7 separate regions of the Homo sapiens genome follow, and regions 2, 3, 4, 5, 6 and 7 are each linked to region 1. Evidence: chromatin contacts called from ENCODE Hi-C or POLR2A ChIA-PET data. All regions are on one chromosome and are shown on one strand. Each heading gives the region's core, a stretch centred on a gene start or an enhancer-like site at or near the end of the contact. The rest is flanking DNA. Distances are from core to core; before and after follow the strand shown.

The links. A loop is a pair of places that touch in the nucleus more often than their neighbours do. ChIA-PET counts read pairs that join two places held with the same protein, here RNA polymerase II (POLR2A). Pooled maps may share reads with other maps.
Region 2: a loop to region 1 is called in a pooled map, with 9 times the contacts of the local background. The contact joins the promoter of TSNAX-DT here to the promoter of ABCB10 in region 1. A Hi-C loop is called at or near these places in 7 of 50 pooled maps.
Region 3: a loop to region 1 is called in a map of OCI-LY7, with 14 times the contacts of the local background. The contact joins the promoter of EGLN1 here to the promoter of ABCB10 in region 1. A Hi-C loop is called at or near these places in 1 of 168 maps with a recorded cell type or tissue (OCI-LY7) and 9 of 50 pooled maps. POLR2A ChIA-PET finds 5 or more read pairs at or near these places in 1 of 52 experiments (HEK293).
Region 4: a map of B cell shows a loop between it and region 1 (33-fold over the local background). The contact joins the promoter of ARV1 here to the promoter of ABCB10 in region 1. A Hi-C loop is called at or near these places in 1 of 168 maps with a recorded cell type or tissue (B cell), 3 of 37 single-sample maps with no recorded cell type and 9 of 50 pooled maps. POLR2A ChIA-PET finds 5 or more read pairs at or near these places in 1 of 52 experiments (OCI-LY7).
Region 5: a map with no recorded cell type shows a loop between it and region 1 (19-fold over the local background). The contact joins the promoter of IBA57-DT here to the promoter of ABCB10 in region 1. A Hi-C loop is called at or near these places in 3 of 37 single-sample maps with no recorded cell type and 7 of 50 pooled maps. POLR2A ChIA-PET finds 5 or more read pairs at or near these places in 1 of 52 experiments (T-cell).
Region 6: a loop to region 1 is called in a map with no recorded cell type, with 14 times the contacts of the local background. The contact joins the promoter of C1orf198 here to the promoter of ABCB10 in region 1. A Hi-C loop is called at or near these places in 1 of 37 single-sample maps with no recorded cell type and 6 of 50 pooled maps. POLR2A ChIA-PET finds 5 or more read pairs at or near these places in 1 of 52 experiments (PC-9).
Region 7: a map of naive thymus-derived CD4-positive, alpha-beta T cell shows a loop between it and region 1 (18-fold over the local background). The contact joins the promoter of RNF187 here to the promoter of ABCB10 in region 1. A Hi-C loop is called at or near these places in 1 of 168 maps with a recorded cell type or tissue (naive thymus-derived CD4-positive, alpha-beta T cell), 1 of 37 single-sample maps with no recorded cell type and 10 of 50 pooled maps.

The regions. Positions count from the first base shown.
Region 1 is chr1:229,556,872-229,561,242 of GRCh38, reverse strand. ABCB10 (ATP binding cassette subfamily B member 10) reads left to right here and starts at 2,536. Exons shown (of 13, transcript NM_012089.3): 1 at 2,536-3,107. The coding sequence starts at 2,591. RefSeq lists an enhancer at 1,757-1,946 and silencers at 2,117-2,816, 2,877-3,326.
Region 2 is chr1:231,526,745-231,531,115 of GRCh38, reverse strand. It overlaps TSNAX-DT (TSNAX divergent transcript), which reads left to right and starts at 2,560. Exons shown (of 3, transcript NR_173106.1): 1 at 2,560-2,696; 2 at 3,701-3,778. TSNAX (translin associated factor X) reads right to left here and starts at 2,447. Exons shown (of 6, transcript NM_005999.3): 1 at 2,290-2,447; 2 at 1,757-1,861. The coding sequence starts at 2,305. TSNAX-DISC1 (TSNAX-DISC1 readthrough (NMD candidate)) reads right to left here and starts at 2,463. Exons shown (of 16, transcript NR_028393.1): 1 at 2,290-2,463; 2 at 1,757-1,861. RefSeq lists enhancers at 1,691-2,890, 2,359-3,180.
Region 3 is chr1:231,420,425-231,424,795 of GRCh38, reverse strand. It overlaps EGLN1 (egl-9 family hypoxia inducible factor 1), which reads left to right and starts at 2,509. Exons shown (of 5, transcript NM_022051.3): 1 at 2,509-3,798. The coding sequence starts at 2,908. RefSeq lists silencers at 2,044-2,368, 2,124-3,303 and an enhancer at 3,684-3,953.
Region 4 is chr1:230,976,826-230,981,196 of GRCh38, reverse strand. It overlaps ARV1 (ARV1 fatty acid homeostasis modulator), which reads right to left and starts at 2,103. Exons shown (of 6, transcript NM_022786.3): 1 at 1,918-2,103. The coding sequence starts at 2,091. It overlaps TTC13 (tetratricopeptide repeat domain 13), which reads left to right and starts at 2,336. Exons shown (of 23, transcript NM_024525.5): 1 at 2,336-2,637. The coding sequence starts at 2,367. RefSeq lists an enhancer at 1,872-2,171 and silencers at 2,452-2,711, 2,732-3,021.
Region 5 is chr1:228,162,926-228,167,296 of GRCh38, reverse strand. It overlaps IBA57-DT (IBA57 divergent transcript), which reads left to right and starts at 1,785. Exons shown (of 2, transcript NR_103540.1): 1 at 1,785-1,823; 2 at 2,805-3,211. It overlaps IBA57 (iron-sulfur cluster assembly factor IBA57), which reads right to left and starts at 1,493. Exons shown (of 3, transcript NM_001010867.4): 1 at 1,140-1,493. The coding sequence starts at 1,480. It overlaps LOC124904534 (a long non-coding RNA gene), which reads right to left. Exons shown (of 2, transcript XR_007066913.1): 1 at 3,844-4,371; 2 at 2,115-3,147. RefSeq lists a silencer at 862-1,901 and an enhancer at 1,006-1,908.
Region 6 is chr1:230,866,068-230,870,438 of GRCh38, reverse strand. It overlaps C1orf198 (chromosome 1 open reading frame 198), which reads left to right and starts at 1,918. Exons shown (of 4, transcript NM_032800.3): 1 at 1,918-2,259. The coding sequence starts at 1,927. RefSeq lists an enhancer at 1,355-1,946 and a silencer at 1,770-1,989.
Region 7 is chr1:228,485,034-228,489,404 of GRCh38, reverse strand. RNF187 (ring finger protein 187) reads right to left here and starts at 2,023. Exons shown (of 4, transcript NM_001010858.3): 1 at 1,527-2,023; 2 at 353-445. The coding sequence starts at 1,916. RefSeq lists enhancers at 1-576, 577-1,305, 1,423-2,283, 2,585-2,964, 2,284-3,145 and silencers at 1,385-1,584, 1,845-1,964.

The sequences.
Region 1 (4,371 bases), core at 1,287-3,786:
GAGACTCCATGTCCTCTGGGTTTAAGAGGTTGGACTTTAGAGGATTACATGCTTACTGCTCATTTCACAGGCACATTTAAGGCCCGACTTAACCCCACACTTTCTATTATCGATCCTTCCCCCACCTCACTCCTTACCTACCAGGACCATATACTTAAGGCACTCTACTAGGGACAAAATTTAAAGATGTGCTAAAAAGTCTCAGTAATCAAATCATGCAAAATTTATTTTAATTGAAAATTTTTAAGTCAGTTTTTATGAGGTGACTTCTGAAAAGAAATGGGATCGTTTTCATTGTGCATCTTGCTACCTCCTCTTTGTGTTTTTTTTGTTTTTATTTTGTTTTGAAAAGATGCAGTCTTGGTGTGTCGCCCAGGCTAGAGTGCATGGAGTGCAGTGACGTGATCTCAGCTCACTGCAACCTCCACCTCCTGGATTCAACCGATTATGCTCCCTCAGCGTCCCAAGTAGCTGAGACTACAGGCATGCACCACCAAGCCCAGCTAATTTTTGTATTTTCAGTAGGGATGGAGTTTCACCATGTTGGCCAGGCTGGTCTCAAACTCCAGACCTGGAGTGATCCGCCCGCCTCGGCCTCCTAGAATGTTGGGATTACAGGTGTGAGCCACCGCCTGGCCGCTACCTCCTCTTTTTTTTTCTTTTCTTTTTTTTTTTTGAGACGGAGTCTTGCTCTGTCTCCCAGGCTGGAGTGCGGTGTGGCACCATCTCAGCTCACTGCAACCTCCGCCTCCCGGGTTCAAGCAATTCTCCTGCCTCAGCCTCCTGCGTAGCTGGGATTACAGGCACGCTCCACCACACCTGGCTAATTTTTGTATTTTTAGTAGGGACGGGGTTTCACCACGTCGGTCAGGCTGGTCTCGAACTCCTGACCTCGTGATTCGCCCGCCTCAGCCTCCCAAAATGTTGGGATTACAGGTGTGAGCCACCGCGCCCGGCCGCTACCTCCTTTTTGAGCCCAACTAAAGAAACATCAAGGATTGATACCCTCCCAGTTGAAGAGAAAGTGACAACTTTAACCCAAATCTCACCTTCCTCTTACTTTCTCTTTCCCATTTTCCAGCTGCCAAACTAAGGGCAGCTGCTGTCAGTTTTTGTAAATAAAGTTTCCAGGGCTGGGATTAGAGCGAGAGAAGAGAGGCAGGATTGTGAAAGGTCAGGAGTGGATACTCAATCAAAATTTTTTATATTTTGTTCATTACGGATTTTTTAAATTAATTTTGATTTTTAAAAATATTGCACTAAAATGTTTATGTTGATTATTGAGGTTTTTTTATTTTGTGAACCCATAAAATTTGCAACTGACAGTACCCTGTCCAGGTCCAGTAAAAATACCTAGGAGTCTACAAAAATCTACCCACGACTCACTGGACCTCAGGTACATATCCCCCCCCGCCCCCATGAAGTCTCCATAAAGTGTCCCAGTGAGTTTTAATGTTCTCTCCTGTCTTTCCATGCACGTGTATTAAGATGCATTGCCTTCTGATTAGTGTTTTCCACTTCGAACAGCGGGAATGCCTCGACCACGCCTGTCTTCAAATTTCTGCTCTAGTTAAGAAACGATCTCAGGCCGGGCACGGTGGCTCACGCCTGCAATCCCAGCACTTTGGGAGGCTGACGCGGGCGGATCACCTGAGGTCAGGAGTTCGAAAAGAGCCTGACCAACATGGTAAAACCCCGTCTCTACTAAAAATACAAAATCAGCCGGGTGTGGTGGCGTATGCCTGTAATCCCAGCTACTTGGGAGGCTGAGAAGGGAGAATCACTTGAACCTGGGAGGCAGAGGTTGCAGTGAGCCGAGATCGTCTCAAGAAAAAAAAAAAAAAGAAAAAAAAGAAACGATCTCTTCCCTTCTCAAAGTTATATACATTTCACTATTCGCCAACCACCTCCTCCACGCCGTCCAGAGCTGAGCTGACACGCAGCGAAGTCCTCTCAGTGGTCCCTCCGCACCTCAGCCCTGTGCTTGGCAGCGAGACGAGTGACAGGGCCGCCCCAGCATGGGTCTCCCGGGCCGCGGACCCGCCCCACGCCGTATCCAGCACGCTGTCCTCCCGCCCCATCTTTGTGCCGGCCATCGTGTGGTCGCGTCTGCGCGCTCCGCCCGGTCTGCCGGCGTGAGAAAGAGCTCGTGTCGTTCCCAAGTTCAGACCAGAGGGGACGGCGAAGCGCGAAAAAGTTCCCTGCGCCCAGTACGCAGGCGCAGCCGTGCTCCTGGGCTTCCCGGGCCTCGTCCCAGCTGGCGCGCCCGGCGCTCCTCCGCCAGCGGGCAGTTGGGGGCGCTGCAGGGAGGGCACCCGAGCGGGTTGGGGGCGCTCGGAAGGGTGGCTTGCAAGGTCCGGGTAGCTGCAGTCCCCGGAGTGGGGCGGAGAGGCGCGGCACCGCGCGGACGAGGATGGGGCGGGGGCGGGCGCAGCCCGAGGGTGCAGGCACGATAAGGCGGGTGACAGCCAGCGGGGAGGGGCGGGCGCCACCGCGTCCACGCCCTTTGCTCGGGGCCGGGCCGGGAGGGTCCTCGGGCTTTGCGCGCGCCTGGCCGGCGGGCTGAGGCGTACGGGTCGCACGCAGCGCCATGCGAGGCCCCCCTGCCTGGCCGCTGCGGCTGCTCGAGCCACCGAGCCCTGCCGAGCCAGGTCGGCTCCTGCCGGTAGCCTGCGTGTGGGCCGCGGCCAGCCGCGTTCCCGGGTCCCTATCGCCGTTCACTGGCCTGAGGCCGGCGCGGCTATGGGGCGCGGGGCCCGCGCTGCTCTGGGGCGTTGGAGCCGCGCGCCGCTGGAGGAGCGGCTGCCGGGGCGGGGGTCCGGGCGCCTCGCGGGGCGTCCTGGGCCTCGCGCGGCTCCTGGGGCTGTGGGCTCGCGGCCCCGGCAGCTGCAGGTGCGGGGCTTTTGCCGGGCCAGGCGCTCCTCGGCTCCCGCGCGCCCGGTTCCCGGGCGGTCCCGCAGCCGCTGCCTGGGCAGGGGACGAGGCCTGGCGGCGCGGGCCGGCGGCGCCTCCCGGGGACAAGGGGCGGCTGCGCCCCGCAGCGGCCGGACTCCCGGAGGCCCGGAAGCTCCTGGGGCTGGCGTACCCTGAGCGCCGGAGGCTGGCAGGTAGGGTCCTCCCCGGCCACTTCCCTCCGCCGGGCCTCTCCTTCTCCACACGCGGGGTCCCGGGGCGCCGAGAGGGACACGGCCGGGCCGCAGAGCGCGTGTCACCGCCGCCTCTCCTGGGCCACTCCTAACCCCGGAGGAGGGAGGGGATCGCTCACCTCAGAGTAGCGTTGTCAAGATTTCGCCTTAGCTGGGGACTCGTTTGCAGATTTTACACTTGTTTTCTTGTTGACACACGTTATATATGTCATTATTGGAATCTTTGGGTCTGTTCCACCACCAACTTAGTGGGAGCATCTGTTTTGGCTTAGGCAGCAAAATGAGCTGGAGGTTTTTCCTTGGAAAAAAAAATTCTAGCCAAAAATATGCCTATTTTGTTATTAGGCGTTTATACTTTTTTTTTTTAACCAAAAACACATTATTTGCTTCAAGCGAGTCTGTCAAGCAGTCACCAATGCTTTCACAGCGGAAAGCAAAACTTTCAGACTTGTCTCTTGTGCAGGAAGTTACAGCACTGTGTTCAACAGGCCACACCAGTGATCTGTTCAGTAATTGAGTAACTTTTTTAAAAGAAGCCAAAATGAATGTTTTTAGAAACAAAATTTAAATAGGACAGTTTTCTATAGCTCCTCATTTTTTAGCCATAATTGGAGGAGTGTTTAGATGCAAGGGCCTTGTAAGATCTAAAATTTTTTCGATTTCTCTAAATCTTCACTCCTTCTATAAACATCTGTTGAGCCCTCATTCTGGACTGGGCCCTGGGTTTACAGTGGCATGCACAAGGAAACATGGTCCTCACTTCTGCTGGGGCTTCTAGGTTAGTGGGGAGAAGCATCTATGAAATATTCGTATGTATAGAGGTAAACCTGCACCTGTGGGCTGTGGAAGGGGGCCTGTGGGGCCTGTGAGGTTGTCAGGTGCAACACCAGAAAAGCATTCTTTGCTGCAAATCCATTGCTTTAGAAAGGACCCTCCTGGGTAGTGATTTGGGATTTAGAGTAGGTTTGCACAGTGGAGGAGAGCAGTTAGGGTGGCGACTTTTCATCTACCAGTTGCTATGAAAGCTTAGGGGGCTGTTGATATCACTCGGGTGTAAAGAGAATTATTTCATTGTTCAGTTGGTTGAGTGTAGATTTTGTTGTAAAATATCTTTTTCTCTTTCCTCTTTTTAAAAACATTGGAGACTAGGAGCTCTCACTGGACTTTGAGCTGCTTGAGACGGGGACTGTGCGATTCATCTTTCTGTCTCTAGTTCTTAGCATGT
Region 2 (4,371 bases), core at 1,311-3,810, 2.0 Mb before region 1:
ATGGTGACACACGCCTGTAGTCCCAGCTACTCAGGAGGCTGAGGTAGGAAAATGGCTTGAGCCCAGGAGGCAGAGGTTTTGCAGTGAGCCAAGATCGTGCCTAATTATTATCTCAGCCTGTGTGACAGAGACTCTGTCTCAAAAAAAAAAAAAAACCAAAAAACTGTAGTTCAGCAGACGGGTAATGAGGACACCACCTTAGAAGCAACTCCACCTTTTCTTTTTTTTGAGATGGAGTCTCATTCTGTCGCCGGGGCTGGAGTGCAAAGGCGCGATCTCGGCTCACTGCAACCTCCGCGTTCCGGGTTCAAGCGATTCTCCTGCCTCAGCCTCCCGAGTAGCTGGGATTACAGGCACCTCCCACTACGACCAACTAATTTTTCGTACTTTTTTTTTTTTTTTTTTGAGACGGAGCCTCGCTCTGTTGCCCAGGCTGGAGTGCAGTGGCACGATCTCGGCTCACTGCAAGCTCCGCCTCCTGGGTTCACGCCATTCTCCTGCCTCAGCCTCCCAAGTAGTGGGGACTACTGACGCCCGGCTAATTTTTTGTATTTTTAGTAGAGACGGGGTTTCACCGTGTACTTTATTAGAGTCAGGGTTTCACCATGTTGGCCAGGCTGGTCTCAAACTCATGGCCTCGTGATCCCCCCGCCTCGGCCTCCCAAAGTGCTGGGATTACAGGCGTGAGCCACCACACCCAGCCGCAACTCCACCTTCTGTATCAGTACGCTCTTTATTCAATTACGGCCAGCTGTCTTAAACTTCTGACGATCACAGTAGATACTGTGGTGGTTTTCAAATATATCCACAAATAACCTGAGACTCCTCCCTCCAAAGGGTGGGACATAACTTCCTTCCTCTTCAATGTGAGACAGTTTTTAAAACTGCCTCCCTTCTAACAAACACAATGTGACAAAAATGACAGTGTCTGATGTCTGAGATTAGGACATAGAGATTGTGGTTTCCTCCTTGCTCTCTTGCACTCTCTCTCTCTGAAGGAGGCCAGATGCCACACCAAAGGACATCCAAGCAGCACAAGAAGTTCATGTGGACAGGAACAGAGAGCTGGTTGCAGGCAAAAGGCCTAAACTATCAACAGCTGTAGATCCTTCAGCCCCAATCAAGGCTTCAGGTGATTGCAAATAGGAATCAACCAGCTAAGCCCTTCCCAGATTCCTTAATCACAGAAACGTAAGGTACAGGATAGTGGATAGACAGGGACAAAAGGAAGAGGATTTTGTTTTGTGTTTGTTTTGAATTGAGGAATAACTTGTCCAAGTTAATATGCTGAGAAAAGGGGACTGTGAAAATATGTGTATATAGATATGCGAGATTCACTAATAGATACAAGCTCCCACTCTGTGCTAAGTGTTACAGTTAAAACAAAGATACCGTCCCTGTCTTCAAGTCTAGTAGAGGAAACAAATACACACTAAATGAAAATATATTTTAGCATATAACAGATGAGTAAATATTATCAGGTACACAATTCTTGAGTATGTGACATGTCAAATATTAATTAATGTTTACTGTTTCTTGTGTTTAAGTCATGTTTACCTGATTACTAATATTTCTCTTAATGGGACATAAAAGTGAAGGCCTTTGTAATCCAGACTTTTAGGGTACATCTAGCGCCATCACAAAACCTCCAGCTAAAGTTTCACATTAAATTCTTAGGGACTGTTTTCTTGCGCATAACCATGGCTAAATAATTTTGTTCTCTCCCCTTCTTCAACTTACATTGCAGAGAACTTACATTTAAAGGCCAACATCACGGGTGAAGATGAATTAACATCCTTCCCTTCTCTTCTTTGGTTATGTGGGAAATTGTCATGCTTCCTTTTCCTGAACCCTCCTGATCCTTATATAGAGAAGAAAAAAAGAGAGGGATCTTCCATCACCAAGAGTTTGCAAAACACAACATAGACAAACCTACTCCTTGCTTTAAAACCAGATACCCACAGGGCCCTCGCCTTAGAGGCTTTCTCCGCAGACTGACAGAGACGCTGCCCAGGCCTTTCCAAGCAAATCATCCAAGTTTCCACCAACTGGTGCTATGATCTGGCATTACAGCAATTACTGAACTAGGATAAAATCACACCTCAAAAATTTAAGAAAAAAGGAGGTGTAAACAGGGCCGATCTGGCCGGGGAGAGAAACAGAGGGGCCGCCCCCGAGTCTACAAGGGACGAAGGCATCCTTCAAGGGTGAAAAGGGGAAAACTGCATAGAAAGACTGGAGAACCTCCCCCTCCGGATAAATAACGCCCCGTGTTGTTAAGGACGCCACCTTCTTTGTTGCTCATGTCGTCACAGCCTACGGTGAGACGAGCGGAGACTGAAGGACCTGGAGCAAGAGGAGTGCGCGAGGTACAGGCCGAGGGAACCTGGGAAAACAGCCTGCAGAAAAACGCTTTGCAGCCGGGCCGACTACAACGCAGTGGCCGGAAGTCTCCTCTCACGTACTTCCGGCCTGCGTCCGGAGGGGAGGGGAGGCCGTCGCCGCTGGCTCCGCCCACCGCGTGGTCCAAGGACCACCACCCGCCACCGCCGCGCGAGCGTACTATTGCGGCCGCCCTCTGCTGCGCCTGAAGAGAGAGGCGACTCTACAAGCCTCACAGCATGCACTGTTACTAAAAAGACGATGCGTCCTCCTGGACCTGAGATCTGTGTGATCGTGGGAAAGCGACGAAAAACGTACGTAATTTTTTTCTGAAGGCACCTTCGGGACACCTTACCCTTCCCTCAGGGGGGCCCAGCTTCGCGCGCGGTGCTGTGGGGGTTGTAGTTCCTCCGCCGGAGCGGGACCTCCGGTGCCCCGGGCCAGGGATGTGAGAAAGAAGCGAGCCCTCGAGTTTCCTCGGGGCATGTGGGAAGGTTTTTTTCAGGATCCAGGCAGAACCTTACAGAGCTGGGAGTTTTTTAACTTTCCATTCCTGGCAGTGACGCCAGGAGCTTTAAGTGATGGAAATATGCGAGTCAATCAGTGGATGGTGTTAGTACTGTTTTCTCTTATGAAGATCAAGCCTGCCCTTCGGGTCTACTTCCACCTTTTCCCCCTGCCCGTCTCCCACCGTCTCCCTCCTCTCCACTGGCTCTCAGAAGCCGGACAGCCTGTGTTCAACTTGCCTCCACGGAGTGGTTGTGTGACCTTGATGAAGCACGCAACTTCTCTGCCTCAGTTTCCTTATCTGTAACATAGGGATAGAATAGTACCCGCCTTGTAGGGTTATTTGAGGATGAAAGGAGTTAAGTCTCGTGAAAACGCTCTTTCACATATAACTGCTCAATTAAATATTAAATACCATACTCCTCTCCCACCAGGGCTCTCCCAAACAAAATGATAGACAGGTGAGTAATAGCAGCTGTGTTCCACTAAACTGTGGGCATTTCATTATGAGCAGGTGCTGCCACCATATCTAGACTTTGTGCCGCCCCTTAGCCCCAGTGCTTCTCAGCGCTGTGATCCGGTCCCATGTAAGCTTCCGTCAATGTTTGTTGAAGAATCATGTTCCTGGTGTCAGAATAGGTAACTAGATGGCAATTCAGCACCGTCTAGAGAGAAACTCAGGCCAAGGCTTCATAACTGGGGTGCCCTAGGCCTAGTACAGAAAACACAAGTACATTTTAAGCTTTCTCTAAATAACCTCTCTATTGTGGTCATGTGTTGAACACACAGTCTTTTCTCCTTGTTAATTTAGGAACAAAGGAACAGTAAATGGAGTAACTTGGCTAGAATATGGCAGTAACTACAAGGCATGTTCTGCTCTGGCACGAAGGTAACCACCACTCATACCTCTCCAGCCCTGTGAATACGTCAATTGACTAAGCAGATTCCTTGAGGATAAAGTAGGCTCCTGGGGACCTTGCTTGTTGGGCTACTTGCTTTGTGGATGTTAAACAGATAATTCTCATGAGTTTGAGTGACGTCTGATCTACCAGTATTCCCCCTACTCTGATTAGAAATGACTTGACCATGCCAAAAAGAATAAAAGACAGCTCTGATACAAATGTAGCCATTTTAATGTGACTCCCTCTAGATCCAAGGAAGCCAGTACTTACGAACATTTTCAGAGTCAATACTTACTGTACTGTACCATAGTCGAGGAAAAGGGTATTTTTCCTAACTCTCCTGGAGTAGCACATCCCAAGATCTCAACTTTCCAAAACCTGGATCAACTATATTTCTTTTCTTTCTCCAGCCACCACTCCCCTAGCCTGTTCAACTACAGCTATGTTACCTGAACTGCTTTCCACTCTTTCCCATAAATGTAATGATTAGAACACTAAGTTTCATAACCTGTAATGACTTCTGAAAGTATTTAAGGGAGGTGAATCCCAGGAGCACTTTCCCAGCACTTATTTGCATATG
Region 3 (4,371 bases), core at 1,260-3,759, 1.9 Mb before region 1:
GGCACATAACAGCAAGCACCACATGTGTTTATAAGATAAATTCCTTTGTGTTGCCTTCCGTTAAAGTTTAAATAAGTAAATAAATAAATAAATACTTGCATGACATTTTGAAGTCTCTCTATAACATCTGAGTAAGTGGCGGCTGCGACAATGCTACTGGAGTTCCAGAATCGTGTTGGTGACAAGATTGTTCACCAGCATATGGTGTGGTGAAAACTCACTAATTTGGAATTAGTTCAGATTATTAAGCCTGAATAGGTGAAAATCCTGAAATCAAGGATCTTTGGAACTATTTGAAATCAGTATTTTATATTTTCCTGTTGTATTCATTAAAGTGTTGCAAGTGTTCTATTTGATGGATTAAGTATATTTAGGATATACATGTTCAATTTGTGATTTTGTATACTTAATTGGAACAAGAAAGCTAATAAAGGTTTTGATATGGACATCTATTCTTTTAAGTAAACTTCAATGAAAATATATGAGTAGAGCATATAGAGATGTAAATAATTTGTGGACACACCACAGACTGAAATAGCAAATTTAAAAGAAATTGTTGGAAGAATCAAGTGTTTGTGGAATGAGTCCTCCTAGTAAAGTTCCTGCTCTTGTGAATAATTAAGCCTCATGTATAATTACTATAGCAAAAGGAAGCCTAAGAAGTATTAGACTCTACTTGTATTTAAATTACATTTTACATAATTTATGTGTATGAAAAATGTTTTAAATGCTTATTTTCGTAAGCCATGAGATAGCTCCTTTATATTTTAAGAATTTCTGAATTAATTTGCTTGGATTTTATTAGTGCAAATGGCAGAGCTAGCAATTCCTTTTTCTGTGTTCCCATTCCATCCTATTCATCCCTCTTTTAGGAAACTCTGAACTCTGGATTGTCCTTGTTTACATACCTGCCTCCTGCATTGGACTATGTGTCTCTGAGTGTAGTATGACTAATTCATTTGTTTGTCAAGGACTCTCAATGCATTTGTTGAACAGCCTAATTAGTAATGTCTGCAACAATGACATTTTACTGTATTTAATAAAGCTCTGGGAAAGTAGGATACACATAAGACAGGTCTAGGTCTAAATTCTTTACAGAAACTTGGATTTTTAGTTCGGTTTGAAATTTGAAGATGTGAGTATATTTATCTCAGTTTCCCAAAGGACAAGCTAATTGGAATTATCATCCTCTTTCACTTGATTGGATCCCCAGAATGCCATTTACGCATGCAGCAGGATTTTATAACAGTTTTAAATTCTGTATATTTGATGAAGAGGTTTTATATTTTTGGATTCAAGCCTCTTTTTAAACTTCTACAATATGGTTTACAATAATTCCTTATATCCTGCTTTTGAAATACATATTACAACTTTTTAAGTTTGGAAGGCTATATTTCAAGGACTGAAGTTACAGTATACTCAAGTGATACACAAGCCTAGCACCCCACTTTCCACATAGTGTTCGATAAAGATTGATAAACTCGAAATCACAGACCTTTTAATTCTTAAGACAAATAGCAGCAGAAAGAAACATCTTTGGCTTATTTCTGGTAAGGTTTTTATGCTCTGTAAAACAAAGAATTGTATTCATCCGCGCAGCACAGATTCTATTAAAAATAAATGTGAGAGTCGTTAATGTAGTACTGCTCATTTACCATCAAAATTCACTTTTCAGGAATAATCCCATCAGTTTAAATTGGATATTGGAATGAGCATTGATTACATTTAACTTGGTAGCCCAAAATTTCTTCATGGGGTTTTGAACTCGGCGGGATTTCAAAGGTTTTAAAAATGAGTTTTTGATTTTTTTTAAAACCCTCAAATTTCATTACCTTTAAACTAGGTCGAAACGGGGCGCAAGAGATTGGATTAACACCATAGTAATACTTATTTTGTTCTTAACCATTTCAGGGCTTCTTGAAATAGAGGCTGTATGGTGTAATGGAAAAAACAGCCTTGGAATCTGGGAGCCTGATTCCTGGATTCAGTCCCAGTTTTGCGTGACCTTGGGCAAGTTACTTTACTTCTCTGAATTTCCGTTTCCTCCTCTGCAAAATGAGGATCGCAATAGCCACCTTGCAACCTTGACTGGAGCGAGCCTCGCACACCCCGCGCCGGCCTGGAGGAAGAGCAGCCATGATTACGCCGCCTTCGCTCCGCTACCCGCTTGCGGCTGGCGCCCTCCTCCAGCAGGTGTAGGCGCTGCCGCGCTGCCCCACGCCTTTCCGCCGCTCGCGGGCCTGCGCCTCGGCGTCCCCGAGGAGGCCGCTGCGGGCTGAGGTAGCGCACCGGCCTCTCGGCGTCCCAGTCCGGTCCCGGGCGGAGGGAAAGCGGGCGACCCACCTCCGAGGCAGAAGCCGAGGCCCGGCCCCGCCGAGTGCGGAGGAGCGCAGGCAGCCCCCGCCCCTCGGCCCTCCCCCCGGCCCTCCCGGCCCTCCCTCCGCCCCCTCCGCCCTCGCGCGCCGCCCGCCCGGGTCGCCGCGGGGCCGTGGTGTACGTGCAGAGCGCGCAGAGCGAGTGGCGCCCGTATGCCCTGCGCTCCTCCACAGCCTGGGCCGGGCCGCCCGGGACGCTGAGGCGGCGGCGGCGGCCGAGGGGGCCGGTCTTGCGCTCCCCAGGCCCGCGCGCCTGAGCCCAGGTTGCCATTCGCCGCACAGGCCCTATTCTCTCAGCCCTCGGCGGCGATGAGGCGCTGAGGCGGCTGCCGGCGCTGCGCCGGAGCTTAGGACTCGGAAGCGGCCGGGCCGAGGGCGTGGGGTGCCGGCCTCCCTGAGGCGAGGGTAGCGGGTGCATGGCGCAGTAACGGCCCCTATCTCTCTCCCCGCTCCCCAGCCTCGGGCGAGGCCGTCCGGCCGCTACCCCTCCTGCTCGGCCGCCGCAGTCGCCGTCGCCGCCGCCGCCGCCGCCATGGCCAATGACAGCGGCGGGCCCGGCGGGCCGAGCCCGAGCGAGCGAGACCGGCAGTACTGCGAGCTGTGCGGGAAGATGGAGAACCTGCTGCGCTGCAGCCGCTGCCGCAGCTCCTTCTACTGCTGCAAGGAGCACCAGCGTCAGGACTGGAAGAAGCACAAGCTCGTGTGCCAGGGCAGCGAGGGCGCCCTCGGCCACGGAGTGGGCCCACACCAGCATTCCGGCCCCGCGCCGCCGGCTGCAGTGCCGCCGCCCAGGGCCGGGGCCCGGGAGCCCAGGAAGGCAGCGGCGCGCCGGGACAACGCCTCCGGGGACGCGGCCAAGGGAAAAGTAAAGGCCAAGCCCCCGGCCGACCCAGCGGCGGCCGCGTCGCCGTGTCGTGCGGCCGCCGGCGGCCAGGGCTCGGCGGTGGCTGCCGAAGCCGAGCCCGGCAAGGAGGAGCCGCCGGCCCGCTCATCGCTGTTCCAGGAGAAGGCGAACCTGTACCCCCCAAGCAACACGCCCGGGGATGCGCTGAGCCCCGGCGGCGGCCTGCGGCCCAACGGGCAGACGAAGCCCCTGCCGGCGCTGAAGCTGGCGCTCGAGTACATCGTGCCGTGCATGAACAAGCACGGCATCTGTGTGGTGGACGACTTCCTCGGCAAGGAGACCGGACAGCAGATCGGCGACGAGGTGCGCGCCCTGCACGACACCGGGAAGTTCACGGACGGGCAGCTGGTCAGCCAGAAGAGTGACTCGTCCAAGGACATCCGAGGCGATAAGATCACCTGGATCGAGGGCAAGGAGCCCGGCTGCGAAACCATTGGGCTGCTCATGAGCAGCATGGACGACCTGATACGCCACTGTAACGGGAAGCTGGGCAGCTACAAAATCAATGGCCGGACGAAAGTAAGTGTGTGCTGCGGGTTTGTGCTGGACAGGCCCTTCTCGGCGGGCAGCCCCTGCCTGCGACTGAAACTGCCTAGGCTGAGAAGCAGCATTCCTCTATATAGAAGGGACTCGCTCTTTCTTGTGTAGCTCCCCGTAAGGAAGACGGACAGAATTTGTAGTAGCTGTTTATCTAGTTAGCCCCTTTGTATCCACTGTTTTCCACTTACTGCCCGTTCACAAACTTCTCCGGCTAATTGCATGGTTTTTTGACTCAACGTAGGCGCTTTAACTTTCCTATTTTCTTTTTTCCATTCCACTATTGGTCACAATTCAAACCTTAGTGGCGTTTTAGCCACCCAGTGAAGGGGTGTTAGAGTACCACCCAAAGCAAGTCCTGGTTCTGCATCTGCCTTGTGTTTGCATAAGCTGTTAAATTTCCTATGGTGTCTGAACCACTCATCACATTTCGATTGAGAGTCAAACGCTGTGTTCAGTTAGGAATTTGCCGGCTGACCGCAAAAAGGTACATTTAAAATAAGCATTTAGTCGAAAGACTCTGTATTCAGGAAGAGCTTGGCTACTCCCCTCCCC
Region 4 (4,371 bases), core at 854-3,353, 1.4 Mb before region 1:
AGAGGCACGATGACTATGCGTTGGAATACACCATGATTAAGAGGTAAGGGAGGTGAAGCAAAAGCAGAAAGGAGATTGAGGGGTAACAGCCAGTGAAGTAAGAAGACAATAAGAAGAGCACTGAATCCTGGGAAGCGCACACAGCATTTCAAGGAGGAGGAAGTAATGAGGTAAAATGCTGCTGATCATTAACTGAGAATCGACTACTGGATTTAGCAAAGTGGAAGTGGTGATCTTAACAAGAACAGTTTCTAATGAAATGCGGGTGGGAATGTGACTAAAGCAGGTTCAAGAGAAACTAGGAAAGGAAATAGACAGTACAAACATATCTTAGAAGGTCTGCTTTCTAATTAAGAAGAAAAAGAGCAGAAGCTAAAGGGGGAAGTGGCAGCAAGTGTATTTTGTTGGTGGTGTTGGTTTTTTTTTTTTTTTTGATGGAAGAAGTAACAGTATGCATGCTGGTGGGAATGATCCAGCAGAAGGCAGAAGAAGACAGTACAGTAAAGAAATAACAAATGCTAGTATTGGGTTTATGTTGTTGCAAACCTGGTGGAAGTTCTCTTCTGTTTTCGCAGTGGCTCATGCCTGTAACCCCAGCACTTTGGGAGGCCGAGGTGGGTGGATCATTTGAGGTCAGTTCAAGACCAGCCTGGTCAACATGGTGAAACCTGGTCTCTACTAAAAATACAAAAATTAGCCCGGCGTGGTGGTGCAGGCCTGTAATCCCAGCTACTTGGGAGGCTGAGGCAGGAGAATTGCTTGAACTTGGGAGGCAGAGGTTTTAGTGAGCTGAGAGTGCCCCACTGCACTCCAGCCTGGGTGACAGAGGGAAACTCTATCTCAAAAAGAAAGAAAGAAAGAAAAAAAAAACCGAAATAAGATTGCCAGAAATCATGAAAGGCCTATATGAGGTTAATCGTCACAAATTTGTTTTTCCCCAGCAACGTACTGCTGCATGGGTACAGGGACAAGACCAGGCAATATGTTGGATTTAACAAGGGTTGACATTTTGACAAAAGAGGGAAAGTACTTGAGAGAGGAACAGGAAATTGAGGTTGTATGCATCAGAACGTTATGTGGTTGGCAGATTATACAGGTATACACTCAGTTTGTCAATTCTCTTGTATATTACTACAGACCATAATTTACTAAAGAGATTAGAAAATCACAAGATCTGAAATGGGACAAAAATGTACTGTCTATTCTGTGACAGGTTCTTTGCTAATTAATACCCCCAAAGAACCTCCAACTTTGTAGACTCTTTAAACATAAGATTATTCTCTCTGCCGTAAAATAAAGAAGGGAAAGAGTAGCAGGAGACTCCATAGGGCCTTATAAGCCAGTTCAGGGATTCGGGCCTTAACTCTGAGATGGAAAATCATCAGAAAGTTCAAGGTATTCTACGAACACCTTGAAATGAGAATTTTTACTTCCTCACTTTTGGGTTTTGTACCACCAACGTCTAGCATAGTGCTTTGTACACCGTAGACATCCAATAACGACAATTGATGAAACCTTTAAAAAGCATCGTAGGTGAATTCAACATGGGTTGTGGAGGGTAAGGATGGTACCATCTCTCTGTCAAAGGGAGAAGAGCTAGAAGGAAGTAGCTTTGGCATGAACCAAAATGTCAACCTAATTGATCTTTAAATTTCTCTGCAAAATGCCCACATCTACCTCTGTCTGTCGGTCCGGTCCGTTCGCCGGCTTAGGTCATATCACCCAAATATGCCCCAGTATGAGAAAAGCGCTGTCGGGTAGCTGAGTTCTCTATCAGTACAGATATTCATGCAAAGATCCCGGGCGGGAATGTCAACTACCGAACTAAAGACTGTATCAGAGGACCCTGCTCCTCGCGGTCCCCAAATCCCGCCGCGCCATTTTCTTCTCAAGGGCACCCCACACCTGACAACTCACACAGATGGTTATCTTCAGCACACCGTGGTTATAGTCTCGGTACAACTCTTTGGCCTCCTGGTTGCATTCGATGCACCTGTACTGGCAGGAGGCCGAGGCAGCAGTAGGAGTCGCTGCCACCCCATCCACGTTCCCCTTCCCCTGCTGCAGGCCGCTCCGCCCGCCGTTGCCCATTTCCACTCAACTGCAGTCCAGAACTTCCGATTCTGTGGAGGGTAAGACGTCAGACGCCAGACCGGAAGACTTGCGCCGCGCGGGCTTATTGGGATTCGTAGTCCCGGCACCGGCAAGGCGGCCCCGGGCTGGCCGAGCTGGGACTACCATTCCCAGCACACAATGCTTCTCCCCTTGTCCCGCCCCCTTGCCACGGTCCACCTGCCCGCCGTAGGTTAGAGGCGGGGAGGCCTGAGAGCCGGGCAAGGGCTGTCGCGCATGCGCCTTGAGGGAAGATGGCACCTGCCGGCTGCTGCTGCTGCTGCTGCTTCTGGGGCGGCGCTGTGGCCGCCGCGGGCGCCGCCCGGCGTGTCCTGCTGCTGCTGCTGCTGGGGGTCCTGTCCGCCGGGCTGCGGCCAGGCGCCCTGGCCACCGAGCACTACTCGCCGCTCTCCCTGCTCAAGCAGGAGCTGCAGCACCGGCAGCAGCAGGAGGCCCCGGCGGGCGGCGGCGGCTGCAGCCCGCAGTCCGGGGACTGGGGGGACCAGTACTCTGCCGAGTGCGGCGGTGAGTGGGCGGCGGCGGGCGTCCGAGTCGGCCGGGGCGGCGGGGCAGCGGGGCTGGGGTCCCGGGCCGGGGTACGGGTCGCCCGGGCCTCACGCCTCCGGCTGCGGCGCGCGATCCGCGGGAGCCGGCTCGGCCAGGGGTCCTGGCGGGCAGCTTCCCGCCGCTGCCACCCACGCCGCCGCGCGCCCTCCTGCAGCCGCCTTTGGGCAGGGCGGCGAGTCGAGAAATGAGCTGACAGCATGCTCCTGGGGCCAGGGCGGCCTCTCTCCTGAGTCTGAAGCAACTGTTGGAAGGGTGGCGGAGGAGATGGCAGGTGGCCCGGGGCAGCCCTGTTCCCGCCGCCGGCCTCCCGAGGATGCCGAAGGGGCGAGGGAGGGGCGGGCGGACGAGCAACCAGCCCGGCGGCTTGCGGAGCCCGCCCCCGGAGGGAGACGCCTGGCACATCTTAGGCCTGGAAATCAGGCTTCCTGACCTCCCGGGTTAATGTCTCGTATACAACAGTTCCTAAAAATTGGATCCCTGGAATGGAAAAAAAGAGCAAGCCCATCTTATCTGCTCGTTGACATCTTGCTTCCAGTTGTTTAAGATCAACCTGCGATCTGTCAGGTGTCTCCCAGAGGGAAAAAAGGCCCCTGCAGGCCTTGAGCCTGTGTGTCAGTGCCGTGTGTGTATTGGAGCTACGCCAGCTCATTCATTAAGAATGGGCGCTATTGGCTTCAGTTTAATAAATCATAGCAGATGCCTCTGGGACAAAATACGTGTGTACATTTTTTTGTTTTGAAGTTCTGTCGTGGGTCTTTTTACCCATCAATCTCCTCCCTTTCTCTTTCCCCCTTCTCTATGTGAGTTCCCTTATGGCTTGCTTTGGGAAGGACCGGGGTCTACCGAACCCACTGGGAGATGGTTGCTTTTAAGACTTGGCAGTGGTTTTCTTCGGCATTGTGTACCTGGGAAAACAATACCTTTTTTTTTTAGTTGAGATGAGACGTCAAGATTAGCACAATCTGATTTCCTTTTAGTACAGTCTGACTTCCTTGAGGAAGTGTCACTCACTGAGAGGTTTGTGACTTTTTTATTTTGCGGTAGGCCTTAGCTGGTAACGGCGTAAGTAACACGGCCAGCCTTGCACGGTGGAGAAAGAATGGCATTTACTTACCTCTGTCACTTTCTGTATCTCTGAGCAAGTGAATTACCTGTCTTTGTAAAATGCCTCCTCTGTAAGTGGAAAACACTGTTCACCTAATTGTGGGGTTTTATTTTCCTCACGAGGGTGCTGTGAGGGAAATGAGAAGTAGCCGACATATATTGAGTGCTTGCTGTATGCCAGGTGCTGTTATAAGTGCTTTAGGTCTATGAGCCTAGTATATTAGTCTATCAGAAAAACAATAACCACCTCATTAGATGGTGGCTCATTTTCTCAGATGAACAAACTGAAACATAGTGAAATTGTCATCTTCTTGAGATCCCACAGCTGCCAAAGGAGGAACCCATGAAGTCGGGCTCCAGACAAAGCCTTTGTCCTAACCATTAAGTGGTTGTAGGTAGGCAAACCACATCTGAAGTATTTACTTGCATATGGTGCATGTTGGGTAAATTTCCCTTTCTCCTTTGCTCATGTGGTGCTCACTGGCTAAAGGAGCCCCAGCGTTTAGACAGTAGAAGGTATGTATCGATTAATACTATGATATCTATTGGTATCATTGATGTTGGTGGCTTATTTGATTCTTTGGCATC
Region 5 (4,371 bases), core at 536-3,035, 1.4 Mb after region 1:
ACCGGCAATGGGCTGGGTCTGACCTCAGGGCCGTATTTCACCAACTCTGGTTCTAGATTTAAAGAGCCCACTAAGTGCCCAGAGATGTGATATGGAAAAAGCCCAAACTAAGACACATCAGCATGACATTTCACGACATCAAGAATAAAGAAAAGCTTCTGAGAAAAACACAGTTCACATACAAATAAGAACGGCACCAGACTTCTCAGAAAAGCTGGCAGCGAGAAAACAAAGTTGTGATGTGAACATTGTCGGTGACAATTTCCAAGCTAGATTTTTACACCCAGCCAGGATATCAGGTAAAGCCACTAGCAGAGACACAATGAGTCCAAAAATTCACCCCACGTAGCTCAGGAAGTCATTAAAAAGGTGTCCATCCCCTGAAACCAAAACACAGGAGTAAGCTGAAGAGAACAAGAACCGGGTCCGCCATAGCAGGGACAGCAGGCAGGCGGCCGCGAACCAGATCCACTCCACCGGGCGGAGGTTTCAGGGATCCAGGTCCCTGGAAGCTGGGCAAGGGAAACCCAAGGCTGTAAGCAGTCAAGGCCCTGACCCGGCATGAACATCACTGACAGTCGTGATGTCAGCACAGATGACTGAGCCAAATGCCAATGTGACCAGCTATGGGGAGACACAGGGAAACACAAGGTAAACAGAACTCGGGAGTGTCACCACAAGCTGTCACTCAGAAACACAGCTCTGCCACCAGGCGGGGCCCCTGAACCCCTTGTCCCTGCGGAGGGAGAAGGGTCACCAGATGGCCCACTTGGGAGGTGCCCACCTAGAGACGCCTCTGCTCTGATATGGTGGGCTGGCCCCCAGGCCTCCCCTGGATGAGTCGCTGACCCATCCCTGGGTGTTGAGCCAAGCCCTCCTCTGGGTGCCCTCCCCCGGGTGCTGGGCCCTGGGTGAGCTTCCCCTGGGTGTCCATCCCAAGTGGAATCTCCTGGGTGCCTGACCCTGAGTGCCAGTCGCTGGCCCACCCACCCTTGAGCTTCCACCCCATCCCGGCCCTCCCCGGGTGCCCACCCCCCACGCCCTCTGCAGGCCCCGGGCGCCCGCCCTGTCCCTGGGTGCCGGTCCCTGGCCACTCCCCTGGGTGCCCGCCCCCGAGCGCCCTCCCAGCACGCGCTCACCCGTACAAGATGACGTCATAGAGCGTCCGGCCCTGCACGTTCAGGAAGTGGGCGTAGCCCGCGCGCGCAGCAGGCGGGGCCCCCGCGGCCGCAGGACTCGGAAGCGGCAGTTCATTGGTCAGCAGCCCTAGCAGGAAGGGCGCCGCGTCGGGGCCACGCACGCGCAGCAGGGTGCGCCCGTCCAGCCGGAAGCAGGCCCAGGCCGCTCCGGCCGTTGGGTCGCCACCAGGACTGCAGGAGCTGTGGGCCAGGCGGCACCTTGGGGCCGCGCGCAGCCGCCAGCGCCAGACCGGGCCGCCGCGCCCCGGAGTGGCGCCTCGAAGCAGCGCCGCGGTCGCCATCTTGGACAAGAGTGGGGCAGCGGGAAGGGCCCAAGGAAGCGGGAGGGGCGGGTGCCACAGCGGCCCCTGGCGGTGGCCGCCGGAGGGAGGCGGGAAGGGGCGGGCGCAGAGTGCGTGCGTGAGGGGTGAACGGAACGTGCGTGCCTGAGGGGCGGAGCAGCGCCGGTTGAGGCCGACTGAGAGTGCGTGCGTGAGGAGCAGGGCCTCCCGAGCTGGAAGGGGCGGGCGGGGCGAGCGTGCCTGCTGGGTGGGTGGGGCATGCGTGTGGGGCGGAGCATCGTGCGCGGGGTGTGTTTCGGGGCGGGGACTCGGCCTATCCGTCAGCACGCAGGCTCCACCCTCGGTAGGTAACGAGGTTTCTGCCGGCCTCTTAAGCGCCATCCCATGTCCCATTCGGTGGCCTTCCTCGTTTTCACCCACCCATGTCGGGCACCGTCACTCATCTCGAGAACCTCTTCATCCTCCCAACCTGAAACTCCCTGTTAAACACCCACTCCCGAGGCCCTGGAGCTCCCATTGTACCTTCTGGCTCCATGAGCGTGCCTCCTCTAGGGACCTCACAGGAGCAGAATCCTACGGGATTTGTCGTTTGCGACGGCTTATTTCACTCAGCATAGTATTCTCAAAGTCCATCCACGGTCTAGCATGTATCAGCATTTTATTTTTATTTTTATTTTTATTTTTATTTTTTGTAAAGACAGGGTCTTGGTTATGTTGCCCAGGCTGGCCTCAAGCTCCAGAGCTCAGGCAGTCCTCCCTCCTCAGCCTCTTGAGTAGCTGGAACTACAGGCGCTAGCCACCACACCAGCTAATTTTTGTATTTTTTTTGTAGAAATGGTCTCCCCATGTTGTCCAGGCTGGTCTCAAACTCCTAGGCTCAAGCGATTCACCGGCTTTGGCCTCCCAAAGTGCTGGGATTACAGGCGTGAGCTACCGCACCCGGCCGCTTCCTCTTTCCTACCAGTTCGCCAGCGTCCACGTGTGGCTGTTGTGTCATTTTTTTCATTTGCTGGACCATTGGGACTTCAGCTGCAGGTGGCAGGAGGCTCCATCCCCAAGTGTCTCCACGGATAAGGACAGGCACCATCCAGCCCACAACCCCTCCGCACCCCTAATCAGTGTGACATGATGAGACACAATCACAGCTTCAAATCACATCCTTGGTAACTTCTGCTTTTTTCAGGCCAGGGTCACCCCCATCATGTGTCTATAGTCCTCTTCAGTGCAGGATTCCAAGCTCCCCTGGAGCCCAGCCTGTCCTCCCACAGGACGTCCTTCCAGACCACAGGACGTCCTTCCAATAACTCTCGTCCTCTCTTCACAGCTGAACTCACAGAGGACAATTTAGGCAGGAACCACACACTGCTATGACATATCCACCCCACCGTGCTTTCTCGAGGAGTGATGTCCCATACCCCCTGCTGAGCAGCCCTGTACAGTGGCCACTTTCCCTGGTAGTAGGTGACACATCTACAAGGTGGCCCCAGCAGCCTTCAGCCCTAGAGTCTGACTGCCCTGGTCCAAGCCATCCCTGCCTTGCTGGCCTCCTGGGGCCCATGCACCCTGTTGACATTCCCCTCTCCACTGCCCTCCACTCAAAGCACCAAAGAAGACTTACTCAATGTGTCCTTATGGTGCAGAGTCCCAGCAAGCAGAGGTCTTTGTATCTGTTGAATAAAAAAATTCCTCATGATGCGTAGTAACATCAGTGAGGAAGACTGCACCAAGGCGCATCATGTGGTGTGGGGCCCTGCCTGGCGGCCTTGGGGGAGATGGAGCTCAACCCCAACACAGCAGGGCAGAGGGTGGAGAAGCCGAGGAGCAGCGTGGGGTCTGTGGGTGGGAATGACTAAGGAGACATCAGGGCTGAGGGGTCTGGCTAAACCCACCTCACAGGGTCCTTGCTCTAGGCAGGCAGGGTGATCAGACGTCACCAGGTGATGGTGGAGGATGAGGGACCTGGTTGGATGTCATCGAGGGTGAGATATCCAGGGTGTGGGGTTCTGGCTAAACTGACTCAGTAGGGCTCTTACTAAAACTGGATTTTCCAAGCAAGTGCACAGATGGGCCTAGGAGAAAGTTCCAGATCCCAGCCGGAGTTTGGCCAAGCAGAAAGTCTCTGCCATAGCTCCCTGCCGTGTCCTGAGGGCCTGGGCCAGCAGCCGGCATGCCTTAGGGGCTCAGGTGACATTGGGCAGTCAGCGAATTCCCGCAGGCCCTGGATGTGGCCATGGAGGCCCTGCCGTTAGCCCACTCTCTTCACTGCAGCTTCCTCATCCCTGGAGCTCCCGCTTGCCCTTCTGGACCCTCCTCACAGCATCCCCACCTGCCCCAAGCCCTGTGAGGCCCCGGACCCTGCCTACCCAACCAGGCGAGGCTCCGGGCATGGTGAGGAGCCTGGAGCAAATCAGCTGGGTCCCCCAAGGTCCCTGGGCCTCAGTCCCCCGCCAGACGCCAGCTTCCTGACTGAGATAGGCCAGGCCTAGAATGCGCTCCCTAGCCACTGGCTGCAGCCGCCACCCCTTCCTCTGCCAGAGCCTGGCGTTCCTGAGGGTGACCCGGTACCCCCCGGGCAGCCCCATGCGGACAGAGCGGAAGGCAGGCAGGATGAAACCCGGGGCAGGGAGTGGCGCAGACAACACCCACGGGCGGGGGTCGAGTTCCTCTGGGCTCACGTCAGCCTGGTCCTCAGCCAGAGGAGGAATTTGCTTCCACCCCTGCACAGGCAGCAGGAAAGGCGTGCGGCAACCTGGTGCCCCGGGCCGGGCCCACTGGCTCCGAATCTGTCCTGCCTAGGCCCCCCCACCCCAAAGAAGCCACCACCAACACCAGGGGCCACTTCAGTTCGAATGGACTCAAAGGAAACAGAGCTTTCAGCTCCAGAGTCCTGG
Region 6 (4,371 bases), core at 669-3,168, 1.3 Mb before region 1:
GATCTCCTGACCTCATGATCCACCCGCCTCGGCCTCCCAAACTGTTGGGATTATAGGCGTGAGCCACCGTGCCCGGCCGGAGTTTGGCTATTTTTATTCCCTCCAGGAGTAGATAAAGATATATGTAAAAAAAAAAGTTTCTAATTTCAGCCAAGTCATCTGTTAGAGCCATACTTTAATTCCCCTGAGTTTCTTCTTATAATCTGGAAGAATTTTTCTTTCAGTTAGCCCCTTATCATCCAGATCATGGACTTTACATACTTTGGCCAATGTCCCTGAATTATCTCACGCTTTTATTATCTTGAAAACTTCTTTGACAATCAATTATTGCCAGACCCAAAACACCTCATGGGGTTGTGGTTTTTTTTTTTTTGAAAGCAACAATTATTTCCACAACTGCTTTGAAAACAGCATGAGACCAAGTTTCTAAGGGTACGGACAGCTTCTTATGTGAATATCAAAGCAAGCCTGGGGATGTTAATTAATTTCAAGAATATATCTTTAAACATTACCTATATTATTAAACAAGGATTAGAGGAGAGAAATCAGTGGGATTCAGGTCAATGTATTGAGCTTCTCTAGCATCAACTCAAACAGAAGATCATACTCCAAAAAACTGTCCTTAAACTTCCGGTCTCATAAATAATCCGCCACTTACTGTGGAGACTATATTTGGTGGTGCTTGCCTTTCCCTGCTTCAATATATTATGTTGTGAACATTGTTGATAATAATGTCTTTAACTGTAGAGCCTGCCACATTCATGACATTCCAAAAATATTCTGAGGATTTCTGGGCCGGAAGATGAGGCCATCTCACATTTAAAATAGGACTTTGCAAGTTATTTCTACTTTTGTGTTCAGAACTATCCAGGCAAAGACCCTGGATAACAGCTGAAATGCTGGTTTTTGTTTTTGTTTTTTTATTTTACGAGTGGACACAATTCTCACCTGAGTCCTGTTAGTCTTGTTAAAATCAGTCAGATGGAGAGAGGGGCTTGGGGGAAGTGGGGGCTCGCTATAATTTTAATTTTGTGGTCTGTCTGGGACACACCTCAAAATTACAAACCCTGGCCCCCTACCTGTTGGGATGTCGCCTCTGAGTCTGAAAACTTTCTGCTCCTCTTTGGTTTGTTTGCAAACGTCGAACTGCCAAGAGTTCTGAGCTCCTTGGGTTGGGGAAAGGCACCTGGGCCACCGGGTACTTCATGCACCCACCTGGCCCCGAGGGGCGGCGGGAGCTGACTTTCCTTGAGCACCAGATGCCCCGAACCGGTCCAGCCTTCCAGGTCGCCCTCCAGCCTCCGGGCTGCCCTGCGCCCCCGGCTATCTGCAGCTCACCGCGCCAGGCCCCGGGCCCAGCGTCCTGGACGGGCCCAGAGAAAGCAGAGAAGGTGTGGCTCGTCCCAGAAAGGGACAGAAGGAAAGGAGTAAAAACAGAAGCCAGGCAGCCAGCGGCTTGGCCTGAAATGCTGGGGCTTTCTTAGGCTCACTGGAGGTTGAAAAAAGTTTCCTTTGTCAAGCAGTGGCCACGTGGCGCTATGGCGGTCACTACCGGGAATTAACCACGGCCACCCTCTCAGAGCGCCGGGCGCGGACTCAGGGACACGCCGGCTACCACCTGAGCCGGGTAAGGGGAGCCCGAAACCTGCGGGCACCGCGGTAATCCACTATGGAGGCGTAAAGGGGGACTCGTGGGGTCCGCGAGGGGGTGGCGGGGGGGGGCCCGGAGGGAGGAGCTCCCGGGGAGGGGGCCACGGAGGGCCGGGGTCCCGGGGCTTGGGGAGCTGGGTTGGCTTGGAGACCCGGGTACGCGGCGGTGCAGGGCGGGGTTCCCGGAGGGGGCGGGGCTCCGGGTGGCGCGGGGCGGGGCGAGGGCGGGCACAGCGAGGGGCGGGGCGCGGGCCGGGAGCGGCGGGCAGGCCGGGCATGGCGTCCATGGCGGCGGCGATCGCGGCTTCGCGCTCGGCGGTCATGAGCGGGAACCGGCCTCTGGACGACCGGGAGCGAAAGCGCTTCACTTACTTCTCGTCGCTGAGCCCCATGGCCAGGAAGATCATGCAGGACAAGGAGAAGATCCGCGAGAAGTACGGGCCCGAGTGGGCGCGGCTGCCGCCCGCGCAGCAGGACGAGATCATCGACCGGTGCCTGGTGGGGCCGCGCGCCCCGGCGCCCCGAGACCCCGGGGACTCGGAGGAGCTCACGCGCTTCCCCGGCTTGCGCGGGCCCACGGGCCAGAAGGTGGTGCGCTTCGGGGACGAGGTAGGTGCGGGCCTGGCCGCGGACCCTCTTCCCCTCCCGGCGCCCCGAGGCGCCCCGGCCCGGTGGGCACCTGCCGGCGTGAGGCCGCCCCAGCTGGTAGGGGCTGGAAAAGAAAAGGCAGGAATGGCAGTGGGTGGGAGGGGAGCCCCAGAGCCGAAGTTCGGGGGGTGGGGGCTCCGCTGGGGGAGTTGGTTAAGAGATCGCCGAGAGGTGGGTCGTTAAAGAACCTCCATCTAGACCTGATCCGCCGGCTCGCACGGACTCCAGAGACTTCTCCCGGAGCTGTCGTAAGCGAGGCTGACCAAAGTGGAAACAACAAGCAATTTTAAACCAGACAAGCCTGGGTTTTAATCCAGCTCTGCTACTTACTACCTGTATGGCGGTGGGTCAATTAACTTCTTAGAGCCTCAGTTTCCACTGTGTAAAACGGGGGTAATAACGCCACCCCGTGCCTGCCCGTGAAGGGACTGAGCAAATGATATATACTAACATGAATACTTGTGATGAGATGTATGGGGAAAGTAAAATTGCCAAGCCAGGTAACAAGGAAGAAAAGGTGTCTTCCAAGATAAGGAGGGAAACCCATCCATCACCCTAAGATGTTTTCCAAGTGAGCACAATGCCCAGCGTATGTTTTAAGGGTGAGCATGGTGGCCCTGTTTTCCACCAAAAAACTAAGGGACGATAAGTTTAAATGAGCTCCAGTAAGTCTTGGCCACATAACAGGGCATGTTTAGGTCTCAGATCTAGACACTGTCCAGACTGCTAGAGGGACAGTCATTTGTGAAGGTAGAAACGCTGAATCTGTTCCAGAAAAAGCTCAGGGATGACCCACACTTAGTCACAAACGCCTGAATCTTCTGTAGGGTTCAGAAACTTGGTCTTCTTTTTCTTAGAAATGTGTTTAACCGAAGCCTGTTTGGTGCCATTAGAATTTGCACTGTGACTCTTTGGCGTTTCAAACTCAACTTTTGCCGTGAGGAGCAAAGTCAAGCTGAGCAAAGAGTGTAGGAATGAAATCGCTCGCTGTTAAGGCTGTTTCTTGGGCTAGAGGAAGGAGAAGCTGGGAGAGATTTTTTCCGAGGAAGTTGTGGATTGTGGATGGAATTCAAGTTAAGGAGGTTTAGATCAGATTTTCAGGCTTGGGTGTGCTGAGACATTTATTAATACGAAGTGTTCATGGTCATAAACCCACTTTAATGTGAGGGAAAAGTGAAATGACTGAAGGATGCTGCCAGTGTTTCTTTATTCTGATGGAATCAAAAGGAAATTCTCTACTGGACTTCAAATTCTGATGGCTTTGCCAGGAAAAACAAGGGTGTGGTAAACTGGGGAGGGGAAAATATAGGTTTTAAAATGTATTCCTAGAGCTGAAACATTTTCAGTGGGAAAATAGGCGTATTTATAAAGACTTGTGTGCAGTGTTTGCGCCCAGATTTGGGGGATGAAAAAGCAGGCAGCACTCCTTTGGAAGAGTCACGAATAAATATGACAGGAAGTAAACTTCTAAGTACTTACAAATGTTGGAGAGTGACTGTCATTTTCCCTTAGCTTGGTGTCCAGCTAAGAATATCTACACGCCTACTCATGATGAAAAAGCCCATGTCATAGAAGAGCCCAGTATTACTGACAAGGAAGAATGTGGCCAAGTTAATTTTTTATTCTCATTCCTCATCTGGTGCCAGACTGAGCCGTTTCTGAATTTGTAAACTCAATGTGATTTAAAAGCAAGTGGAACTGTGCCGTGCTGTGGTGCCTGTATGTCCTTCCAGGAGTAACTCAGGAGAATTGAATCTCAGCTTTGCAAAACCAGCTGAGAGCATGTTCTGAAATGCCTCTGACCAGCCTCAGCTCAGACAGCAGAGGGGCAGATAGACCCTGAATTTTAACAGAGGTACATAGGAACATGGCCCAGGGTACATTTTTGCCTGCAGTGTCTGCGTAGGTTAATAGCAGTAGGGAATTTAAATTCCCCTGGACTGCGCCAGAGGTAGGCACCAAAGTGGAGTCAGTTGTCTCATTGTTGTCCCCAGGAGATCATTCATGGAGGAGGGCCAGCTCCTGGGCACAGGGATGATGGATAAGGACAGGATAGGCTGCTGAACAGAGGTA
Region 7 (4,371 bases), core at 774-3,273, 1.1 Mb after region 1:
AGGCCAGTTCGAGCTGCAGTGAGCTACAATCATGCCATTGCACTTCAGCCTGGGTAATGAAGTGAGACTCTGTCTCTTGGGAAAAAAAAAAGAAGTCTGATGCTGCCATCACCTACAGGTAAAATGTGAGGAGAAAAAGAGGCTTCCACTGGCTTTGGCTAGATTCTATTTGAGAAATACAAACACATCCTAAAAAAAATACCCTGAAGCTCACTTAAGTCCAGAGGCCCCTCCTCCAACCAACCAGCTGAGCAGTTCAGAGGCCTGGCCCACTTGGCCTGGTGGTCCCTTTGTCTAGAGCCCTGAGCCCACAGTCCCCTCATTCCAGGCTGCCCCAGGTCCCCCCACTTGCCTTCCACACTGCAGCTGCTGACTCTGCCTGGCCATGCAGGTCCCGGGCGTCATTCAAGTCCTTTCTCATGATTTCCACAGACCCCTTGTTCTCCTGTAAAGAAAAGAAGGTCACCAGGGGTGGGCAGAAGCTCTGGGTCCCCCAACCCAGCCCAGTACTGAGGGACATCACCCCAGCTGACTGCACACAGTCTGACCATCCCAGAGATAACCTCGAAGCCCGGTTGTCTAGGGCAGGAACGCACAGGCAGTCAAAAGGTTTCTTGGGCTTCACACCTATTCAGAAGGATCTGGGTGCTGGGGCTAAGGGGACTGTCTAGGTGGGTTTAGGAGTTCTGTGTCTGTAAGTGGCCCTGTTCAGTGTGAGTTCGGCCTGTACCAAAGGTCTGCACAGCCTGCCCTACACCCTGCCCTGCCTGAGCCGGATGGGGGTCGCTCTGCCCGGTGGCAGGACCCCCAATGCAGGAGGAGCACCCAGGGACACAGTCTGGCTGGCTTCCCCTCCCCTGTATTGAAGAGCAGGACCCCAGGCTGGCTGTTGTCTCCTATTCTGTGTCCCACAACCAACCCGCCATGGGCAAGGCTCCAGACTCCCGGACCCGCTGCTGCCAGACTCTCAGAGCGGGTTTCTGAAAGATGGGAGAGGGGACAGGGGGTGCAGGCGAGGGCTGGGTGGCCCGGGGAGCAGACGAGAAGGTGGGCCAGGCCTGTGGACACAGTGGAATACAGAGGGGCAAGAGGCGTGATGTCTCCCCCAAGGGAAGAGTGAGTGGAGGAGTCAATCTGTAGGAACTAGAGGGGGTCTATGAGGGCGAGACAGGGCACAGCTAGTGATGGGACCACAAAGATGGGCGCTGGTGGGGGAAGGACTTCGTAGAAGGTAGGGGGTGGGGAGATAAGGCACCGCCCAGCAGGGGACACCAAGACGGGGAAGGGGACCAGACTCCGAAGAGACGCAGGAAATATGGGGAGGCAAGCCGCAGGAGGGAGGGGCCCAGCACACGCTGGAGAGGGGACCCGTGGCGGTGAGGGGAGGGGGACAATCCGGGGACGGGGACAATCCGGGGACAGGAACAGTGGAGACGGGAAGGGCCCAGGGCTCAGGGGGACCGGGGCGGGGGCGGAGAGGCGCAGGGCACCGTCCGGGGTGGGGCACGGGACCCCGCGGCGCGCACCTTGCCGCGCAGCGCCTTCCTCCAGCGCGGTTCCCACTCGGGCGGCTCGGGGCCCGCAGCCATACGGCAGGCGGCGCAGAGCGGGCCGGCGTCGGCGCGGCACAGCAGCTGCAGCGCGGCCTCGCTGGCCGGGCCGTCGCGCGCGGGCGCCGCGGCCGCCTCCTCGAGCGCCAGAAGGCGGCGGCTGAGCGGGGGCCTGCCGGGCTCCACGGCGCGCTGCCAGCAGTCGTCGGCGCACTCGGGGCACGGGAAGGGCCCGTCCTCCTCGGCCCAGAAGCGCACCACGCACGCCCGACAGAAGCGGTGGCCGCAGTCGGCGCGCACCGGTTCCCGGGGCGCGCGCTGGCACAGGGCGCAGGCGGCCTCGGCGGGGCCCGCAGGGAGCGCCAGGGCTGCGGGCGGCGGGGCCGGCAAGGGCGCAGGAGCGGCTGGGGAGGGCCGGAGACCTAGACGGCCGGCGACCGGACGGAGACCAGCAACAGGACGAAGACGCCAACGCCGGGGACGCGCACGGGGCGGGGTCGGGGACGCGCACGGGGCGGGGTCCGGACCGCGGAGCGCTCTGCCGATAAGATCCTGGCAGCGGTGTGCTGCAGCCGGAGGTCCTGGCCGCGCTGCGCTCCACAGACAAGATCCTGGCAGCAGTGTACTGCATCCTTAGGTCCTGGCCGCGGTGGGCTTCTCCGCCTGGATCCTAGCGGCGGTGCGCTCCTCCGCCTTGATTTTGGCAACTATGCTCTCCACCTGCAAGGTCCTGGCAGCGGCGCACGTCACCGCGCAAGTCCTGGCAGCTGCGCGCTTCACTCTACTGCCTGCGGACCGGCCCAAGTCGTATCCTGAAATCTTACTGGGCTGTCCCTTCCTACTTCAGTAACTCCTGCGAAAGAGGGAAACAAAGTTTTATTTTTACTTGAAGGTTCCATTTTTAAAAGGTTGTTTTTGTAAGCTGCTAGGATCTGAGCTGCGCGTACCCCCGCGGTAGCTCGCCCGCGTGGGCTGGGGACGGGGCGGGAAATGGCCTGCGTGGGCCTCCTCCGCTGCTCTCATCCTGCACGGACCCGCCCTGCATGGGCACGCCCTGCGTGCACGGGCCTGCCCGCGTGGACGTGCCCTGCGTGCACCCTTCCTTCAGGGACCCGCCCTTGAACGGCCCTCCGGACGTGGACACTCGTATACGCCCACCCTGCGTGGGATCTCCCTGCGTGGACCCATCCCGCTGAGCCTCTTCTCGCGCAGCCTCCCTCTGGCCCCCTGGGAAGCTACCCTGGTTGTCCGCTGTCTCCTGGCTGGGGGGAGCTCTCATTGATTCTGTGATGATGCATGACAGAAGAGCATTTGTTAGCTTTGCTTTGCTTTTCTTTCTTTTTTGAGACAGCCTCGCTCTGTTGCCAGGCAGGCTTGAGTGCAGTGGCGCGATCTCGGCTCACTGCAACCTCCGCGTCCCGGGTTCAAGCGATTCTCCTGCCTCAGCCCCCCGAGTAGCCGGTATTGCAGGCGCCTGCCACGACGCCCGGCTAATTTTTGTATTTTTAGTACAGACGGGGTTTCACCATGTTGGCCAGGCTGGCCTCGAACTCCTGACCTCGTAATCCACCCGCCTCTGCCTCCCAAAGTGCTGGGATTACAGGCGTGAGCCACTACACCCGGCCGTTAGCTTTTCTTTAAAAAATAAATTTAAAGGAAAGAAATAAGCCTTTGGGAAGAGCAATCTTGTGTTTTTGTTTTTTAATTATTTTGAAAACAAGCAAGCATGGTTAAAATAAGATTGTGCAAGTTTTGCATTTTAAAAAATTAATCTGGGCCGGGCGCCGTGGCTCACGTCTCTAATCCCAGCACTTTGCGAGGCCGAGGCGAGCGGATCACAAGGTCAAGATATGAGACCATCCTGGCTCATGGTGAAACCCCGTCTCTACTAAAAATACACAAATTAGCCGGGCGTGGTGGCGCATGCCTGTAATCCCAGCTACTCAGGAGGCTGAGGCAGGAGAATCACTTGAACCAGGGAGTCGGAGGTTGCGGTGAGCCAAGATCGTGCCACTGCACTCTAGCCTGGCGACAGAGCGAGACTCTGTCTTAAAAAACAAAAACAAAAAAAAATTTTTATAAATCTGTATTCCAAGCAAGCGCAGGATCTAATGAGGTATTTTTGTCTTTGTGAAGATTTTTTAAATCGACTTGGAAATGCACTAGATGCCCGTGGGAAACATGAATAGTAAACCGAGGTTATTTCTGTGTAGTAAAGATTAGAGGCTTCCAGCCGAGCCTTGCTGATATTGTTGAGTCAACTAGGAACTTGCTGGAGAGAAAAGTAAAAAATATAAAAAATGAGCAAACTTCATAATGAACTAATCTTGTGAATGAGAAAATATCAAAAATTATAATTAAAGGCAAATAGCCAAATTAGGAACATTGTAACCACAAATATACAAAGAGTTTATAAAATTAGGTAAGGAAAAGCATGATGGAAAATACACCTTGTCATGGGATTTTTCAAATCACAAAAAAAAAAGCACACAAATGATTGAACACACATGAGAAAAAAATGTACACTCTGCCCAGTTAAGAAAGAGGAAAATAAAACGAGACTCTCTTTCTTTCCACTATTAAGTAAGCAGACCAAACAAAAAAAAGGAAACTTGGCCGGGAGCCGTGGCTCAGGCCTGTAAACACAGCACTTTGGGAGGCCGAGGCGGGTGAATCATCTGAGGTCAGGAGTTCAAGACCAGCCTGGCCAACATAGTGAAACCCTATCTCTACTAAAAATACAAAAATTAGGCTGGATGTGGTGGCACACGCCTGTAATCCCAGCACTTTGGGAGGCTGAGGCAGGTGGATCACAAGATCA